Linked DNA regions of Homo sapiens: regions 2 and 3 are each linked to region 1. Evidence: chromatin contacts called from ENCODE Hi-C or POLR2A ChIA-PET data. All regions are on one chromosome and are shown on one strand. The core of a region is the stretch at or near the end of the contact, and the rest is flanking DNA. Distances in the headings are between cores, read along the strand shown. Region 1 holds the start of EPN2-IT1 (EPN2 intronic transcript 1). Region 2 holds the start of EPN2 (epsin 2). Region 3 holds the start of EPN2-AS1 (EPN2 antisense RNA 1).

Region 1 (2,700 bases), core at 57-2,556:
CTTGGGTCAGTTACTTAGCCTCTCTTTGCTTCACTTTTCCTCCTCTGTAAGATATGAATAAGAAGAATAACTCCTCCATAGGATTGTTATGAAGATGCCATCAGTGGACACATGTGACCTGCTCAGTTAGTATTCACTAGCCTCTTCTTAGAGAGCCCCTTCTGTTTCTTACTGCTCTTTTAATTCTGTTCTGTTACTAGTATCAAAGAGCACATCTGAGACTTTGCTTGGAAATGCCAGCTGCAGAGGAGAAGGGCAGGCAAGATTGTTGATGGTTTTGAACAGGTTGTGTGTATAGTCTAGAGAGAGATGCTTGTGGACAATGCCACCCACCCCTCTGGTAGGTGATTCCCACCCAGTGTGTTCTCATAGGGATGCCTCTGTAGGCTTTCATCTCCTGCCGAGCTGTCCTTAGGAACCTGCTGAGAAATGTCCCTGTGGACATTGCACCTTGGCAGGACACAGTAGAGGAGGCAGGTATTTGGACACCTCTTATTTGCCAGTCGTACTCTTACCAACCCTCACAGCCATGCTGAGCAGCACCTGTTACCTCTATTTGAGAGGTGTGGAAATAGAGGCTCAGGAAAGCTCAGCTTGCCTCGGACCATGCAGCTGGAAAGGCAGGACATAATCCCTGTGGCCGGAGTGAGAACTACATATTTCAGCCCTAGGCTGCTGCCCAGGCTGCTGGTGTCGCTCCTGAGTCCAGCTGTAAGGGGCATCGAGTGGATTCTCAGGCCCCGTGGTGCCTGGGCTTCGGCAGGTGCTGGTTCGTGTGGAGCATGTGTTAAGCACCTGGTAGGGCTGTTCCTGTTCCCAGGCAGTTTATTGTTAGGCAGACAATACAGCACTTGCCCTTTAACTCAAGAAATGGAGACCGAAAGGGAAACAGGAACTGGGAGAACAGCCTCAAGGTGTGAACTCTGGCAGTCTCTGAGTAGAGAGATAATGGGTATCTTTAACAGTGTTCTTATTTTTTGCTTCTGTGTCACATGGAAGGTGTTTGTTGAGGGCTGAGTGTGTGCCAGGCACTGTTCTAGACAGTGGCAAAGAGGCTGGGCCTTGGTCTCAGGGGGGTGGTGTGGGGGCAGGAGAGAAACAGATAAACAGGCACATAAGAAATGTCAGATAGAGGAGGGGCTCTGTTCCAGATGACAGCTGGTGACGTTGATAGAGAGTGCCTGATGGGTTCTGAGGAGGCCATGCGATCTGAGTGACAAGGAGCCAGTCTAGTGACAGATAGAGGAAGGACGCTGGGTGGGGGAAATGGCAGGTGCATAGAATGCAAGGCAGGAGCCACTTCCGGTCATAGGGAAAGTGACTGGAAATGAGAGTGCAGCATGTGGGTGGCACATAAAGAGTTAACCCTCAGGGATTGCTCTGCCCCAGAGCCCACCTTTGGGATGAAGGAGCTCATCCTTTGAGCTTCAGCTAAGGTGAGCCTGCTCTTGTGGTCTCTAAGATCCTGGCTCACTGCCCATCCCGCAGTGCTGCTTAGATGAGGCTCAGCGGACATCAACCATCACTACCACCAGTCCCTGCAAGTAACTCCCTCAGAAATCTGCATTGTTCAGAAATCTACCGTGTTCCTCTGAAGCTACTATGGAAAGAGTTAGATGTGACCTCCTGGAGGCACAGGTGGGAAGGCAGAGGTGAGCAAACCGCTTGTTTTTCTCACAGCTGTGGTCTTGCACTTGTACATGCACAGTGTAAAAATACCTGTTCCTTGGCCAGCATCTGGAGCTCTCTTTGAGAAAATATGTTACATCACTACTGTGCCCGAAACCCAAAGTCAGCAGGCCCTGCCTGAGGGGATCCACTGCCCCTCCTTTATTTCCACACTCTCGCAGGCTCCTCGCGAGATGGCGACAGCCCAGCAGTTAGCACCACCACATCCACCAGCCAGGTCTAAATTAAACACGAGATCATGGGAATGTAGATTTTCCCATGCAGCTCTGCATGTTTTTCAGATGTCTCAAGCTGGAAAATTATGCTGATCAAATGGTAGTCCATAGCTCGGCCTGTCCTGTGGGGTGGGGGTGAGTAGCCATCAAAGGCTCCCGTTCACTGCACCCAGTCTCTGGTTGGCTTCATCGTCTCCCATCAGCCAGTGTTTTCTCTAGCACAGCCACAGTGTGTGAGAAATGGGGAATCTCTGCCTAAGGGTCACAGCGGCCATCCTCAGAGGAGGGAAGGGTTCTGAAGGCTGCTTTTCACATTTCCAAAGGCTGAAGGGAAGCCCTAGTTTTTTGCCCACCATGAAGCCCCACAGACTAACAAAAACGTCTGCTGCTTGGCTGTGGCTGGAATTCTACTCCCTCAGTTGGTGACCTGTGGCTGGGCTGATCAGAAGCTTGGGTTTCTCATGACACCATGGAGATGGCAGGGAATTGAATCACTGGTCAGAATGGGGGCCTTTGGGACTGAAGGATTTGGGGTGAGCATCTGGTTTAATTCCATCATTTTAGAAGCGAGGACCCTGGGTACTGGCTTCTTGGTGCTACAGAGCGGTCGCAGCATTGGCCCTGATCCCTGGATTCCCATCTCCTCTCACTACCACATCATGTTATTTGCATTTTGGCATGATTTTTAAAAGAATGCTGTTCATAATTTGGTCATTTGTAAGACTGCTTTGAGGAATAGGAGAGGTAGGGGAGCATTCAACAATTCTCATTTGCCTTTATGGAGTGTTGCTGCCTG
Region 2 (2,952 bases), core at 62-2,561, 34 kb before region 1:
TTTTATCGTATTTATTGTATCACTAGCTAGACTAATAAAGAAAAAAGAGAAGATACAAGTAAACATAATCAGAAAGGGCAAAGAGGACATTACCACCGACCCCATACAAACACAAAAAAGCCCTCAAAAACTATTATGAACACGTCTATGCACACACACTAAAAAACTTACAATAAATAGATGAATTCCTGGAAAGATACAACCTTTTTTTTTTTTGCCAGAGAATGGAATTCCAGATCCTGGGTTGTTAGAACCTTAAGGGATACTTTCATCCCCTGGTTCCTGTACAGGGAGGAGGAATCTGAGGCTCAGAGAAGTACAGTGACTTGTTTAAGGTCCCTCAGTGAGTTAGGGCAGAGGAAGACTTCTGGCCACAGCTTCCCTGAAGCCAAGGCTAGGCAGAGTGTTGATGTCACCCAGGCAACAGGGATGGTGCCCTCTGCCCACCTAGCAAGCCCTGACTCATGCTCCGCGCCCCTGCTGTGAGAAGTCTCTGCTGACTCCCACCCTGATTGGAGCAGGTTAGTCAGCTTTGAGGTGCAGCCTCCAGTTCTGGCCCCTCCAGTTCCGGGACTCTCATTCGAGGCATTTGGGGCTGTCTCATTTCTGTGCCCAGCACAGGGCTTGGCACAGAGGAGGTGCTTTGTGGGTGCCCGCCAGTCAAGGGTTTCCGTTTTCGTGCCATGTAGGTAACCCCTTGCCATTCGTGCCCTTAGGTAACCCCTTGAGCAGCCTAAAGAAGCCTAGAGACTTCTCCGTTTTTGAGTATATTTTATTGACGTGAAATACACGCACGGAAAAGCGCACAAATCCAAAGTGTACTTCCGCGCATCTTCATAAAGTGAACACACTTGTAGCCTAAGAACCCAACCCTACCAGCGCCCGGCAGGCCCTGGCCCCCTTCCAGTCTCTCCTACTGAACAAGGTTTTTGAGTGAAACCGGCAGGCCGGAGCGTGAGTTTCTGCTTGACGGGGCGGGGTCTGCGCGTGCTGCCCGGCCGTGAGTGTGGGGGGGCCGTGAGTGTGTACGGGGTGGAGTGGCCTGAAGGGGATTAGAGTGCGCGCGTTCGGGTATTAATTTGCCAGGGTTTGTGTGGCGCTCGGGATTGGGGGTTTTTTGGGGGCTCGGGCGTCGACTGTGGGGCGCTGCGGAAGGGTGGGTCGTCCGCGTGGGGTCCTGGAGCGCAGGAGGCGGAGGGGAAGCCGCGCAGGGGCCACTAGGGAGGGGCTCTGGCGGGGTCGCAGGGGCGTGGTCTGCGGGCGTGGGGGCGGGACCTCGGGGCCTCGGGGGCGGGGCCTGAGGGCGCGCGCACGCGTCCGGCGCGCCCCCTCCCGGCCGCCATGTTGGCTGGTGTGTGGGTGTCAAACTGAGCCAGACGCGGCGGTGGCGGCGGCTCCGCGGGCTACGGTCGCTCCCGCCTCTCGAGCGCTGCCGGTGGCCGCAGCGGCGCACCCACGCCGGCCCGGAGGAGCAGAGGTGAGCCACAGCCCGTGGGGCTCCAAGGCCAGAGCGAGTCCCCGGGGCGAGGACCCTCCCCCTCTCCAGGGCGCGGACGCCCCCAGAGCACAGGCTCCCCTACCTCACCAGCCCCGCCAGGGCATGCGCCCCTGCCGCCCCGCTGGTCCCTACGCCAGGCTCTGGGGGATCCCCTTCTTTCCAACCAGGCCCCGCCCCACGGACTGGAGCATGGCCCCCTTCCCATCTGGATCCAGCTTTCCGCTGCAAGGATCTCCCCCCTTACCCGTCCCTATCACCGAGCATCTCCTTTTATGTCCCCAGAGTCCAGGGCGCCCCTTACTCCTACCTCGGATCCTGGAGCCCCGTTCATCTTGGAACAACCCCGCCCCCTCCCCAGAGCACGTTCCTCCTCTCCCCGAGCCCGGCGCCCCTTCCTCCTGAGCCCAGCCTGGTCTCCCGCCAGCCCCCGTGCAGAGCCCGGTCCGGGCGCCCTCCGGGAATCGGGGGAGGGGTCCTTATCTCTGTCCGGGATCCCGCCCGTCTCACCTTTCCTGGGGGCTGTAGCAGGGCCCCCTTCCGTCCTTGGGGACCAGGCTCCCCACTCCCCAGCCCCCACTCCCACGGAACAGCGGGGACGGGGGCGGAAGAGCCAGGCTCCAGCTGCCTTTTGTTCCGCGTGGGATGGCAGAGACCCACCCGGCCCGGCGGTCCTGCTCGGCTGATCCGGGTGGGTGAATGGGTGCGTGGGGTCTGGCCTCTTCCAGGAGAGACTTCCTCTCTCTCCCTGTGGGGCGGCTCCCCTAGAGCCGAGAGCCGAGCGCGTTGGGAGGCTGGCCTTTGCTAGAGGAGTCGGTGCCAACAGGTTTTTGTTTGCGACCTGAAGTTTGCCCAGTGGCTTTCCCTGGGGCAGCTTGAGCTCCCTGTGAATCCCCCCGCCGGAGCTTGTGGAAGGCCGTTTCTCCGCCCAAGGAGTCCGTCTGGGCGACTCCTTCACAGTTGTGCTTCCCTGGGGACGTATCTAAAATCTGTGCTTTAAGAGCGGAGAGGGCTTAACCATCATTAGGGTTCAGATGAGGGAAACTGAGGCCCAGAACTGCAGTAATTTGCCCAAGGTCACGCAGTGATACTGTGTCAGTGCAGAACTAGAAGCTAGGTCTCCAGGCTCTGTTTACCACATTTAATAACTTTTTTATCTTTTAGGGAGATGTTCAGGACCCTACCTTCCCCTTTATTTTTAATATTTATGCAAGAAAGTGGGCAGGAAAATATGAGAAGTAATGAGTTATTCCTTTTCACCTCCAGAAAATATCCTGTGAAAGAAGGGATTGGAACAGGGTGTTAAAATGATGGGAAAAGGTGAATTTTAAGAATCCAAGCTTCCTCTCATTATGTAATATAACGAAGATTTGGCAGAAAACGTGCCTCTTGTAGCTCTAGATACAGAATTTTAGGTGCTGACAAAATCTTATGCTGAATCTGGCACAGCAGTGATT
Region 3 (3,004 bases), core at 270-2,769, 35 kb after region 1:
GCTATCACATGGACTCCCACTGCTTGTCAGCGGTGGGGACAAGATTTGTCCGTCCAGTGCTCTTTCCACTATCTGGTCTTCCCTTGGCTGACATGCACAGGGTGTGAGAGGTGGTAGCAGTGCTTGGGCCCACATGGGGTCTTCTCACGCCCCCAAGGCCTGGCAACCTTTCATTTTTTCTGAGTTGTCAGACATGCCTGTGTACCCAGCATTGCCACACCAGGCCCAGGGACATAGGAAAACCAGGACCTCACCCTGCCTTCTCCACAGGGTCTGTGACGCTCACGTACCAGTGCAGTCATGCTGCCCACTGCACAGAGCCATTTGATGGTAGAATCCTGTCCCATGTGCTGTAAAATGTAAAAATATACTTTGGTTTTTTTTTTTTTTTTTTTTTTTTGAGACAGTCTTGCTCTGTTGCCCAGGCTGGAGTGCAGTGGTATGATCTTGGCTCGCTGCAACCTCCACCTGCTTAGTTCAAGTGATTTTCATGCCTCAGCCTCCTGGGTAGCTGGGACTACAGGCACGTGCCACCACACCCAGCTAAATTTTGTATGTTTAGTAGAGACAGGGTTTTGCCCTCGTTGGCCAGGCTGATCTCGAACTCCTGGCCTCAAGTGATCCACCCCCTTCGGTCTCCCAAAGTGCTGTGACATCATTACAAGCATGAGCCACCATGCCTAGCCTACATTTGTGTTTTTTGTACTTGCCACTTTCTTTCTGTTTGACCTATCCATGCAGATTAGAGGAGGCTTTTTAATCAGCACTATGTGACTGGCAGATGCTGCTTCCATACTTTCTAGGAAAATTGCAAAATGTAGCTGATAAGAATCAATTTCCTGTTTTTCTACCAACTCGATTGCCTTCTTTCACAGTTACCTGAAAGTGGCCCACTGAAGCATCTTTATTAAAAAATCTTTCACCCTTTGTTTTAGGAGCGCATTTGGGAAAGGGTGTCTCTCCCCCAGCACAGAGTACAGGCACCCAGGCTCTGCCGGGCAGTCCCTGGAGCAGACAGGGTGGACTCGAGTGGGAGAGACCCTTGTCTGCCTGAGTTGGGAGAGTTTTCTTGGTCTTCTTTTTAGATTGTATTTTGAGGGAAATGTTGGGCTTTTCTAGCCTTCCTACTCAGCCTCTCCCCCTTAGGCTTTTTCTCAGCTGGTGTGACAGACTGGAAAGGATAGAAATAAGGCCTACCTGTGGTTACAGTTCTTGACCACAGCAAGTGAAGACTTGGAGCTCTTCCAGTGGGGTTCATAATGCAAAAGGCCGCCTTCCTGGGAGAAGGTCCGTGCATTTGATGCGACTTTAGTGATGAGCTTAAACTAACAATTCCCGTTCTTCCTTCCAGTGAGTGTCTGGGAAAGCAACCTGCAACAATGAGAGAGTGGCACATCCCCCAGCACTTGCTTTTTCCCTTGGTCCCTGTGAGCTCTGAACCTTCAGATCCTCAGAGCAGAGCCAAGGCCAGGCTCAGGTGGTCAGAAGGGCCCATTCAGGCCTGTCTCACAACGACGTCTGTGTTCACTGTCATGTGCATGGGCACAAGAGGCCCTTTGTGGAGCTGAGTTGCTGTCACCAAGGCAAGAATATCTCTGCTGGAATCCTCCCTCGAAGCTCAGTCCCGTTGTGTGTAGCTCAGCTGATGTTCAATGGTTGGTGGCCAAGAATTCTGCCATCTGCAGAACTGAAAGCTGTACATCCGTTTATGAAAACCACAACATTCAGGGGAATACCCATTGTCTTTAATTTCTACATTGATGTGACGAGCTATGATGTGGTGAGCCAGTATGTGCCAGCTGTGCGTTATTCTAACAGTGTCAGTTATGGTAGACGTAAACATGTACATTTGCATTTGAAGCTATTCTGGCCTTGCAGATGTGCTAGAAAGCTCAGAGGACAAAGGAGGCCTCACTTCTCCAGCAGGTCCAGTTCAGAGCCCCGTGCCCACTCTCCCCCTCCAACCTGGCTGTATCAGGCACTGTAGCTGTGCAACTCAGTACCAGCTTCCCTGCCAGGATGGGGCTTGTTTTCCAGAGCACTTTTTTTGGGGTGGGGTGGGATATGAGCCTTCTACTTGATTCATTTGTGGTTTCCATTTGGTAGTAAATGAAGGATGTCGTAAGTGCAATATTTGCTTTATAGCAAGGGTTTTGTGAACCAAGCCTCAGAGATTCCTTATCAGGAAAGAGGCTGGGAACAGGTGGCTGGAGTGGTTAATGATTTGGGTGTGAGTGCCCTGTTCACTTGAGAAGAGTCCCCAGGAACTGTCTGGCTTCCTTTATTCTCTTCCATGTGGATGGTGACATCTTTTTGAACATAGGAAAGCCCAAACTTGAGAGTTCTGATTGGCATAGGTGAAGTTTAGGAACAAAACGAACAAAAAAATATACTTTTTGTTTTGGTGTATTATTAAGAAATCAAGTTGTTAAGGTGGATTGAGGACTTTTCTTTACCCTCTAGCTTTATTTCTGAAGAGATACTTTGGGAAATATAATTGAGTGATAACACTAGGATGGGATTTGACTTGATTTTATTTAGAAAAATACATTTATGTTTTTATAGCTGCAACTTTCTTTTTTTTTTGGAGATGGAGTCTCGCTCTGTCACCCAGGCTGGAGTGCAGTGGCGCGATCTCAGCTCACTGCAAGCTCTGCCTCTTGGGTTCATGCCATTTTCCTACCTCAGCCTCCTGAGTAGCTGGGATTATGGGTGCCCACCACCATGCCCGGCTAATTTATTTTGTATTTTTAGTAGAGATGAGGTTTCATCATGTTAGCTAGGATGGTCTCAATCTCCTGACCTCGTAGCTAGAATGGTCTCGATCTCCTGACCTCGTGATCTGCCTGCCTCGGCATCCCGAAGTGCTGGGATTACAGGCGTGAGCCACTGTGCCCGGCCCGTTCCAAAGTAAATTTATTGCTATATGTTTTGTGTGTTTTTAAGAATTTCATGACAGGGTGATGCCTCTGCTTGGCAACCTCACATGGTAGAGAAGTTCCCA

Evidence for each region. Hi-C counts contacts between places; a loop is a spot of excess contacts on that map. ChIA-PET counts read pairs that join two places held with the same protein, here RNA polymerase II (POLR2A). Pooled maps may share reads with other maps.
Region 2: a loop to region 1 is called in a pooled map, with 3 times the contacts of the local background. The contact joins the promoter of EPN2 here to the promoter of EPN2-IT1 in region 1. A Hi-C loop is called at or near these places in 3 of 50 pooled maps. POLR2A ChIA-PET finds 5 or more read pairs at or near these places in 3 of 52 experiments (BJ, GM12878 and H1).
Region 3: a loop to region 1 is called in a map of B cell, with 9 times the contacts of the local background. The contact joins the promoter of EPN2-AS1 here to the promoter of EPN2-IT1 in region 1. A Hi-C loop is called at or near these places in 9 of 168 maps with a recorded cell type or tissue (B cell, OCI-LY7, cardiac septum and 6 more), 22 of 37 single-sample maps with no recorded cell type and 18 of 50 pooled maps. POLR2A ChIA-PET finds 5 or more read pairs at or near these places in 11 of 52 experiments (B cell, CD4-positive, alpha-beta T cell, GM12878 and 7 more).

What each region holds. Positions count from the first base shown.
Region 1 is chr17:19,270,087-19,272,786 of GRCh38, forward strand. It overlaps EPN2-IT1 (EPN2 intronic transcript 1), which reads left to right and starts at 1,307. Exons shown (of 3, transcript NR_046824.1): 1 at 1,307-1,652. The region is part of intron 1 of EPN2 (epsin 2); the gene reads left to right. RefSeq lists enhancers at 740-1,009, 1,020-1,109.
Region 2 is chr17:19,236,055-19,239,006 of GRCh38, forward strand. EPN2 (epsin 2) reads left to right here and starts at 1,312. Exons shown (of 11, transcript NM_014964.5): 1 at 1,312-1,477. RefSeq lists a silencer at 1,220-1,689.
Region 3 is chr17:19,304,742-19,307,745 of GRCh38, forward strand. It overlaps EPN2-AS1 (EPN2 antisense RNA 1), which reads right to left and starts at 1,520. Exons shown (of 3, transcript NR_048576.1): 1 at 1,198-1,520. The region is part of intron 4 of EPN2 (epsin 2); the gene reads left to right. RefSeq lists an enhancer at 1,483-1,612.